2 separate regions of the Homo sapiens genome follow, and region 1 is linked to region 2. The links are chromatin contacts, found by Hi-C or POLR2A ChIA-PET in ENCODE. All regions are on one chromosome and are shown on one strand. Each heading gives the region's core, a stretch centred on a gene start or an enhancer-like site at or near the end of the contact. The rest is flanking DNA. Distances are from core to core; before and after follow the strand shown. Region 1 holds the start of ITPRIP (inositol 1,4,5-trisphosphate receptor interacting protein). Region 2 overlaps SH3PXD2A (SH3 and PX domains 2A).

Region 1 (4,258 bases), core at 1,471-3,970, 640 kb before region 2:
GGAGTTGTTTATTCTGCTAGGGACCAGGATAAACAACCGAATTTTACGTTTGCTTCTGACAGGGCCAAGGGGATTCACCACTTTGAAACAGGTTTTTTGTGTTTTTTCTTGACATTAGGATTCCCTCAGCACGTGGGTAGTATAAATTGGGAGCTCACACCTATGCATAGTATAGGCAGGCTAGGGGTTTTCATTTCTATAGAAGACATTTTAAAATTCATCCAGGGCCGGGATAAACCACAAGTTTCCTTCCCGCGACCCTGAGCCAATGGGGAGAGGGCTTTTTTCTATCCTCCTCTTACTAAAGGGCAGCCTTTCCAGGGTTCCAGCCTTAGGCAGAGATCTCAAGTCCAGATCCCTGTCTTTATAGAACTCAAGGCCTGAATAGATACTAACCCCAATCCCTGAGTGGGTACTCACCCCTGGTCCTTAGTCATTTGGGCTTATATTCATGTCATGCTTTTGAGTTCCCTTGACCTATCTCACACCTGGAGACCCCCTTTCTTCCCTTCCGTTGTTGATATATTTTATTCAGCCTTTCACTGTTCGAAGCAGGAGTTCCCTGACTTCTTGACTCCTCAAGTTCCCATAACTTGAATCTTTGTACTTTCCTATCTTTTAAAAAACATTTCTCGAGTTAGCACAGTGTTCTGTAGAAACGACAGGAGGGGTGTCCAATCCAGACATGAGGGTTCCAGGAAGACTTCCTGAAGGAGTAACTGCCTGTTCTGAGACAGGAAGACTGAGCATACAATTAGTCGGGCAAAATAACATGCATGTGCACTGGGGTGACAGTTTGGAGGAGGAGGTGGGGTGGCTGTGGCAGGCAGAAAGTAGAGTACATATGAATATCCAAGGGGAGAGAAAAAGCATATCATGCAAACAGCATATCAAAGAGCATATCACGTTCTGGGAAGCACAGGTTCCAAGAACTGCAAGGAGTTTTGTGTGGGACACAGAGTGAGATATGAGGCTGGTGAGATAAGCAGAGGCCAGTTCATGAACGACTTACAAGCCAGGTAGAAGGGTGGACCTTAGAACAGACAGGAACCAATCAGAACACAGAAGGTGAAATCATCAGGTTAAAAGCAAAACAAATATAATAAATATTCCTTATATAAATATACATGGCTGGTTAGAAATTGCTGAAACAACTTTGCAGACGGGATGACAATCCCAGAGGGCATTCAAGCACTAACCTTGGCATTCCAGCACAACGCTGAACTCTTAGCCCAAGGATGACAAAGCTCAGCCCAGCGCTCTTACTTCACAGAAATTTCCCCCACCTGCTTTGCGGAGGGTGTGAGTAACCCACCGGACCAACTTCTAGACATTTTGGAAATACAGCTCTTTCAAGACCGTTTCCCCAGATCGCCCCCACCACCTCCAACACACATACTGGCCCCCAAAATTCTGCCATAACCTCTTACGTAAGGAAAGAATTTGAGCAGCAGTAGAAACTTGAAAACAAAAGTACCCTGGGCCAAGGGCCAGGGAGTCTATTTTTAGAACATTTTCTCATTGCCTGTTTATCTTTCAGACTCAGCCAAAAAGTCTTCCAGGCGAGTGTTAAAGGAAAAGACGAAAAAAAGGTGATCTAAGACCAAATAGCAGTAGCAATGGTGATCATTTTGGACACTGTGTTCCAATTTCCCCAATGTGCCTTCACTGGCATTTGGTGCCCCCAAAGCCGCTTAATGGAGAATTCATTCAAACCCTGCTCTGCCTTTTGTACTGATGGTAGGATTTGGGCAGGTCAAAGGGAAGACAATAGAAGTTATGGATTTCATAAACTATTAAGCTCGACCAGAACGCTGCTGCTGCTCCTCCAGGCCTCAGTTCTCTCGTTTCTAACATAGGGGTAGTAACACTTGATCTACCGTCACAACAGTAACCAGAAACTACCGCGCCTGTCCCGTACAGTATCCGGTCACTGTTCTCCTTTGTGCCCGGTTAATCCCGGAGAAAAGCAACCATGCATTTGATTATCATAAAAGTCGGGCGCGGTGGCTCACGCCTGTAATCCCAGGCGCTTCGGAAGGCCGAGAAGGGAGTTCGAGACCAGCCTGACCAACATGGAGAAACACCTTCTCTACTAAAAATACAAAATTAGCCGGGCGTGGTGGCACATGCCTGTAATCCCAGCTACTCGGGAGGCTGAGGCAGGAGAATCGCTCGAACCCGGGAGGCGGAGGTTGCGGTGAGCCGAGATAGCGCCACCATTGCACTCCAGCCTGGGCAACAAGAGCGAAACTCCTTCTCAAAAAAAAAAAAAAACGGTAGTAAGCTATTTTAATCCTTTCAAGCTGCAAAAGAGAAAAAGGCTGGCGTTTTGTCTAGAGTTATATTTTCCTCCAAGAGACTAAATAGGTGGCCCCAGGAATTCCGCCACTTGTAAAACGCGCCGCAGAAAACTCTCCCCGACTGGTAAGGACTTAACCCCTTCCGCTCCGCGGCTTAGGACGACTTTTAAGGGCGTCCTCCCCGCGCCCCTGTCCACTCGCTCCAGTTTACTCCACTGGCCTGATTCCGTCTCTCCCAGTCACTCTCCAGTTCTGCCGTGCCGGGGAAGTTTCTGGGGGCTCACTGGGAAGGTCTTCCCGGCGGATCCTGGGCCCAACCACCGAAACCCACACGGTCCTCCTTAAGGAGCTTCCGGGGCCGCGGGTAGAGGCGGGTGTTTTGTTCTTATAAGGAGGAAAAAGTTTTTGTGACATCCAGGAAATGAGTAACTCTGAAGTTCAGTAGAGCCGGCCGCTGCAGGCCAGAAGGTGGGAGCCAGCGGGGGCATCGCCGCCCGCGCCCCTCTAAGTGCCGGGCCGCAAGCTCCACCGCAGCCGCCTGCAAGCAGCGGCGCCTCGGCCCTCGACCTGCGCGCAAAGCCTGTGCTGGAGCCGTCCTCCCGCGGCGGGGACCGGGACCGGGGACCCAAGCCAATCGTAAGTCCCAGGGCAGCCTAGTGTGCTGAAGGAAGAAGGGCGCGATGGAGAGCGCGAGCTCGGAGGAGCTGTGTCGGAGATGGCTGCCGACAGAGGGGGCGCAGGAGGGTGTGGGGAGCGCGGGCGCCTGCTCCTCCCGGGTGGGGGCTGACTTTGGAGACCCCCTTCCCTTAAAGCGCGCGTGCCCAGGCGGGCGTATTGTCTCCTCGCGGTCCCGCATCCTGTTCCCGCCGCGTCGGGGGATGCGTCCCGGGCGCTCGCTCCAGCCAGGGCTGCGGGCAGCTCCTCCTCGAGGCGCGCGCAGCCTCGGAGCCCAGAGCGGGACCACATTTTTGTTCCTAGTGGCCAGGTGACCCGTTACTTCTCACATCTGAGCAGAGCGCTACCGAAGAAAGAAAAGCCGGTTCGCCCTGCTCATTTGCTGCCCCCTTTTCCCCTTCCCCTTCCCTCCCTTCCTGTAAGGGAGGAATAGGCGTGAAGTTTTTTTTTCTCGGTTCATGGTAGTGAAGTTATGGGGCTGCTTCAGGCCGGATAAAATCCCCGCCGCTTCCTCTTTCGGGACTATTAGTGGGCCAGACCTCACGCTGTGCAGACTTGCTCTTGGGCTGCAAATAACTCTCTGCCCCTTCACCCCTAACCCCACCCTCAACCCCATCCCTGTGACTTTGCCATTCTGGCCGCCTGGTGAAGACTCCCGGGGCGGGACTCCCCATCCAAAACGCTTTCTCTTAAAAAAAGAAAAAGAAAAAGAAAAAAAAAGCCACCGACCAGGAAGGTAAAATATTTTACGGAACCAGGCAGGGGCCTCATTTTGCCTTTTGCCCCTCTGCTGGTATGAGAAAAGCACCCTTTCACAACTAGTAGAGTACCAGATACTGGTCTCATTTCACAAACAGTAGAGTACCAGATATTGGTCGCAATCTGGACTCTGGTCTTTTGGATCTAAATCGGGGTCGCGGTCTATTTTCTTGTTCTTTTTTTGGATATGACCCAGTGCTCTTGCCTTTTACAAACCGAGTCTATCTGACTGCCAGCTAAAGTTCATCTGTGGTTGGTGCAGTTTTAGGCCCAGGTGAGCCCTGAAAATAGAGTATCAGAAAAGTGGATTACTGTCTTTCCTCCTTACGAAAACAGAATAGGCTGTGTTTTTGAGTCCTCCCTCCAGCCCTCGTGCCTAAGTGGCTTTCATTGTTTGCTAATTCCCTGTATGTTGCGGCTGCTCTGGGCCATTCTGCCTTCGGATTTTCTCCACTTGTGGGTAACCATGAAGTAGTTATACTGACTCTCTGCTCTCCCTGGGTGCATTCTTCTCATGCTCA
Region 2 (4,353 bases), core at 1,232-3,731:
AACCCCCAGCTGTCAACCTCTCCTCTTAACAAAATTTTCCTCCAGCCAGGATCTGACCAAATCACTCCCCAATTCTGCAAACTTCTGGATTTCACAGCCAGACATCAAAGCCCTGCTCAGCCTTGCCTTTCCTGGCCCGTCCACCCACTACCCTCACTGCCCAGTCCACAACTGTTTGGAGCTGCTTGCTCCTGCTTGTAGAGCTTTCCCCCTGCATCCCTCTATGGATCCAAACCCCCTTGTCCTTTAAGGCCTCCTCCTCCAGGAAGCTACCTGGGATGTTCTGTAGCCCCCAGGACCTCTCTTTTCTCTGCACTGAGTGTAACCCCTCCTGTAATTCTCAGCGTGGATTGTCTGAGAATGTTGGCTTTCTCGTTGGACTTATGTCACATATATCTCTTCTGCCTGCCTGCACAGGCCTTAATGAGGTTGCCTACAGCGAGAGCTTAAAAAGTGCTTTTAGGTTGATAACAGCAGTCAAAATCATTATGTACCTCAAGAGCCCCACGTCACTCCCCTGGCCAAGGTTGCATCTTCTCCAGCCCTCATATTCTAGATAGTGCCCATGTCCCCAGTGACTGCTGGGCTCTGAAGGTCACCCCCAAGTCAGCTGTCTGGCAGCCCAGCCGGCCTCTTGAGCAGTTCCCAGTGGCTGTAGGCCCCGCAGACAGGCATCCTGGGCCCAGCAGCCAATGTCAGCTGGCAGACAGAAGGGTGAGAACATCAGGCTGGAAGTTTGTGTGTGTGTCCTTCTCTGCCAAGGCACTTGCCAGTGGGAGGGAGAGTGGTGAGGGGTGTGGCGGGCAGTGGAGGGTACAACCCTGCAGCATTCAGCAGAACTCCACCTGGCAGGTACTCAGCACCCTTCCACAGAGCCGGCCCAGCCAGGCCCAGCCCCCTTTCCTCTCTCTCCCGTGCCTCAGTGGCTCTTCCTGGCTTCACCTCTCACTCTGGGAACTCTGAACGGCAGGATGGCAATCTCCATTCCCCAGCGAGGGCCTGCTGCCCGCTGCTGGTGTGACCTCTCCTTGTGGCCAAATCCCTAGTGGGCCTCAGCGTGGCCCCTTTGGAGCATTGTGGGTCAGGGCTGTCTGTTTAGCTTCAGGAGCCTGGGCCAGCCACTGAAGCCTCAGACCTCAATCTCCTCATCCATGAAATGGGTGAGCACCTGCTCTGCCTACTTCAGAACACCAAAGAATAAATCCTGGGAGTTTTCAAGGGGAAGGCAGAGTGTGGGGAGCCATGTGTCAAAACAGGGGAACAACACATGTGAATTGTTCAGTGCCTTTCCTGCCCCCACCAGCCTCTCCCTGTGCAGTCTCCAACACCAGCCATTTCACTAGAGCATCCGGGGAGGGAGCACAGCGTGTCTGGCCAAGATAAAATGAAAGGAAAAAAGAAAAACCCTTTCGGGTCTACATTAGCATAAAAATGCAAGCCCTTTACATCTCTTGGTTTTGGGGCTCTGAGAGTTGGCCACTCCTTGGGAGGTTAAATGTGTCCTAATAGAGGGGTCCAGAGGCGTGCGTCCATTCCTGTGGGTCAGGGATGAACACACTTCCTGGTGCTCGGCGCTAGACAGAGACCAGTGGTTGTTCTGGCATTTGCGAAAGCCCAAAACTCTGAAAGTGGGGCTGGAATCACACCTGCCTGGCACTGTCTGCCAGCATCGTGGTGAGGTCCTTAAGGAGAAGCTCCTTTTGTTTCAGGGGCTCTGTAGGACCCAGGTTTAAACAGGTCTTTGCCACCTGTGTAGCAACTGAGGTGGGTCAGATGGGCCCAGGTATGAAAGAATAACAACAAAGACAATTTATAGCAGTTTCTGTGCCGGCCACTGTGCGAAGCCCTTTCTACACACTGTACATTGCATCTTCCCCAAACCCCAGGGGTTTGGTGCTATTATTGTCCTCGTTCTACAGATAGAGAAGTAGAGGCTCAAGAGGCCAAGAAAGTAGATCAAGGGCACCCCCCTGCCCCCACTGCAAGCAGCAGGGATTTGAACTGGAGGCCTCCGTCTCCAGAACCTGCTCATCCAAACATAGCTTGCATCATCCTATGGGGAGGGGCCAAGAGAGGAACCGTATCACCCGGGGATGGGGCGGGGTGGGAGTAGAGGCCCCAGGAGTCCTTGTTTAGATGGGGAGGGATGGAGTGCTGGTTGGAGGAACTCCACCCCTCTTTCCCAGCCAGGCCAGACCTGTGGACCACAGGAGATCACCCATCCCAGTTTGTCCAGTTTGAGCCCTGAAAGTCCCATGTCCCTGTTTTCCTGGGACTGTGGGTCACTGTACCTGTGGTTTGAGTCACCCCTGGACCAGCTGCAGAGAATGAATGGCTGAGTGGTCTGATGGGAGCTGTTTTAGGACACAGCTTGGGAGGCCTTTTCAATTACATTAGCCTCTGGCAACGCTAGAGGGAGATGCTAGCCCCGCCCTTCCTCCCCTCCTCTTCTTCCTGTGGCTCCCTGGCCGATATGATTCAGCAGCAAGTCGGAAGCAGGCTAGACTGTGACCTACCAGGAGTGGAGTCACCGGCAGGGTGGGGGCTGTCAGCACCAGCTCAGGGCAAGACTTGGAGCAAGGACGGAGTGTGGATTGGAGAAGGGGACTGATGGGAAGAGGGGGGGTTCTTGAGTTGTTAGGGAACTGAGCCCCAGCAGAGGGCCCTGCTGTCCTGCCAGACTGGAACTGGTTATAGGGCAGTGGGAAGTGGTCATGGTGTGAAGGGGGATCCCTGCCTTTGCGTCTTGCCCTCGTATGTGAGGGATGGGAGAGTCCCAGCCACTGGATACCTAAACTGCTTATCACCCTATTCAGCAGCTAAAAATATGAAATGGCTTTGCTAAAGGATGCCCAACTGGAAACTTCCAGAAGGTCTCCTATTAGGGCAGCGCCTGCTCGGGCAGGCCAGACACCCTGAAGGATTCAGGATTCCTCTTCGTTCCCACCATTCAGTCACAGCCTGGTGACCCCCACTGCCAGGACCTCAGCCTCCACCCCATTAACCCCATGTGCTGATCAGGCCCTCTGGGCTCTGCCTTCTACTCCTGCATCCACTACTCCAGGAAGGGGTGGTAAGTGGGCATTTGTCTTGAGCCTCAGAGCAAGGCCTGGGTTTTCTGGTCCCCAGTCCTGGTCTCACCCACTCACTATGGCCTTGAGGAAGTTGTCCGGCTTCTCTAAGCTTTGGTCTTCTCACCTGCAAGAGGAGAGCCCACACCCCCTGCAGGGAGGGACCCGGAAGTCCTCGGTGGGGAGGACTCTGAACTCTGGCTGAAGGACAGGCAGGCCAAGAGATATTTTCTAGAGGCTCCTTCAGCACTACAAGCACGTTGTTCTTACTGAGCATAAATGTTTCTTAGGGGTGGCTGGAGGCCTGATGGAGATTATGCAACACTGGAGCAGCCTCAGAATCCCCAGGGGAGTTTGTTGGAGATGCAGACCATGCAGTAGGTTGGGGTGGGGCCCTGCATCTGAATTTTAACCACTTTCTAGATGATTCCATTGAATAGCAGGCTGAGAATCACCAACCAGGGCCTGGCACAAAGGAGGCCCTCCAAGCATGTGAGTTTTGTGTCTTCCCCACTCTTTTTTTTTTTTTTTTCTTTTTGAGACAGAGTCTCACTTGTCACTCAGGCTGGAGTGCAGTGGCACCACCACAGCCCACTGCAGTCTTGACCTCCTGGGCTTCAAGCAATCCTCCCACCTCAGCCTCCCTTGTGGCTGGGAGTACAAGTGCTTGCTACCATGCCTAGCTAATTTATTTTTGGTAGAGATAGGGGGTCTCACTATGTTGCCTAGGCTGGTCTCAAACTCCCTGTCTCATAGGAACAGCCTGGGTAGCCTCAACCTGCTCAGAGCTGGAGAAGGCAGCCATTCCTGTGAGGCAGCCACCCCTGCCTGGGCTACTGGCAGCCAGGGGGATGGTCAGTGGGCCATCAGTCCTGGGCTTCTCCTGCCAGGACCAGCAGGAAAATTGTGGGACAGCAGAGGGTAGCTCCTCAGTGCCCTCACTCCCTGCCCTTCCCCAGTAGCCCTCAGTGAAAAGGCCTGAAAAGCTAATTTCCTCCTTGGGAGTGGAAAGTCTTCTGGGCAGGACACAGCTACGATCTAATACTCTCCTCCTCCTCTCAGGAATTCCCTGCACAGTTGAGCTTTTGGGGGGCACAGCTAGGACTCAGTCTCTGCCCAGTCTTCCTTCTGCAAGGGGGGCAAGCATGCCTTTGTTAAGGCCTTCCCTGGACTGACTGGTGGGAGCCAGGGGAGGGGGCAAATGGAAGCTCTCCCACCTTTCTGTAGTCCCTTTCCAAGGCAACGGTTTCCCAGATTCTCCTCCACACCATCCACGCTGCAG

The links. Hi-C counts contacts between places; a loop is a spot of excess contacts on that map. ChIA-PET counts read pairs that join two places held with the same protein, here RNA polymerase II (POLR2A). Pooled maps may share reads with other maps.
Region 1: a map of GM12878 shows a loop between it and region 2 (3-fold over the local background). The contact joins the promoter of ITPRIP here to the enhancer-like site in region 2. A Hi-C loop is called at or near these places in 1 of 168 maps with a recorded cell type or tissue (GM12878), 14 of 37 single-sample maps with no recorded cell type and 8 of 50 pooled maps. POLR2A ChIA-PET finds 5 or more read pairs at or near these places in 1 of 52 experiments (activated CD4-positive, alpha-beta T cell).

Annotation. Positions count from the first base shown.
Region 1 is chr10:104,336,927-104,341,184 of GRCh38, reverse strand. ITPRIP (inositol 1,4,5-trisphosphate receptor interacting protein) reads left to right here and starts at 2,720. Exons shown (of 2, transcript NM_001272013.2): 1 at 2,720-2,939. It also overlaps a transcript of CFAP58 not described here. RefSeq lists enhancers at 800-1,094, 3,843-4,042 and a cis regulatory region at 158-1,577.
Region 2 is chr10:103,694,764-103,699,116 of GRCh38, reverse strand. The region is part of intron 5 of SH3PXD2A (SH3 and PX domains 2A); the gene reads left to right. Among named protein-coding and RNA genes, the nearest start is that of SH3PXD2A-AS1, 50 kb to the left of the region's middle. RefSeq lists a cis regulatory region at 2,474-2,484, enhancers at 2,407-2,551, 2,987-3,096, 2,661-3,407 and a silencer at 2,717-2,776. Within about 2 kb of position 2,481, at least 18 of the 41 ENCODE cell types and tissues checked have a DNase peak (open chromatin) inside an H3K27ac peak, as active enhancers do.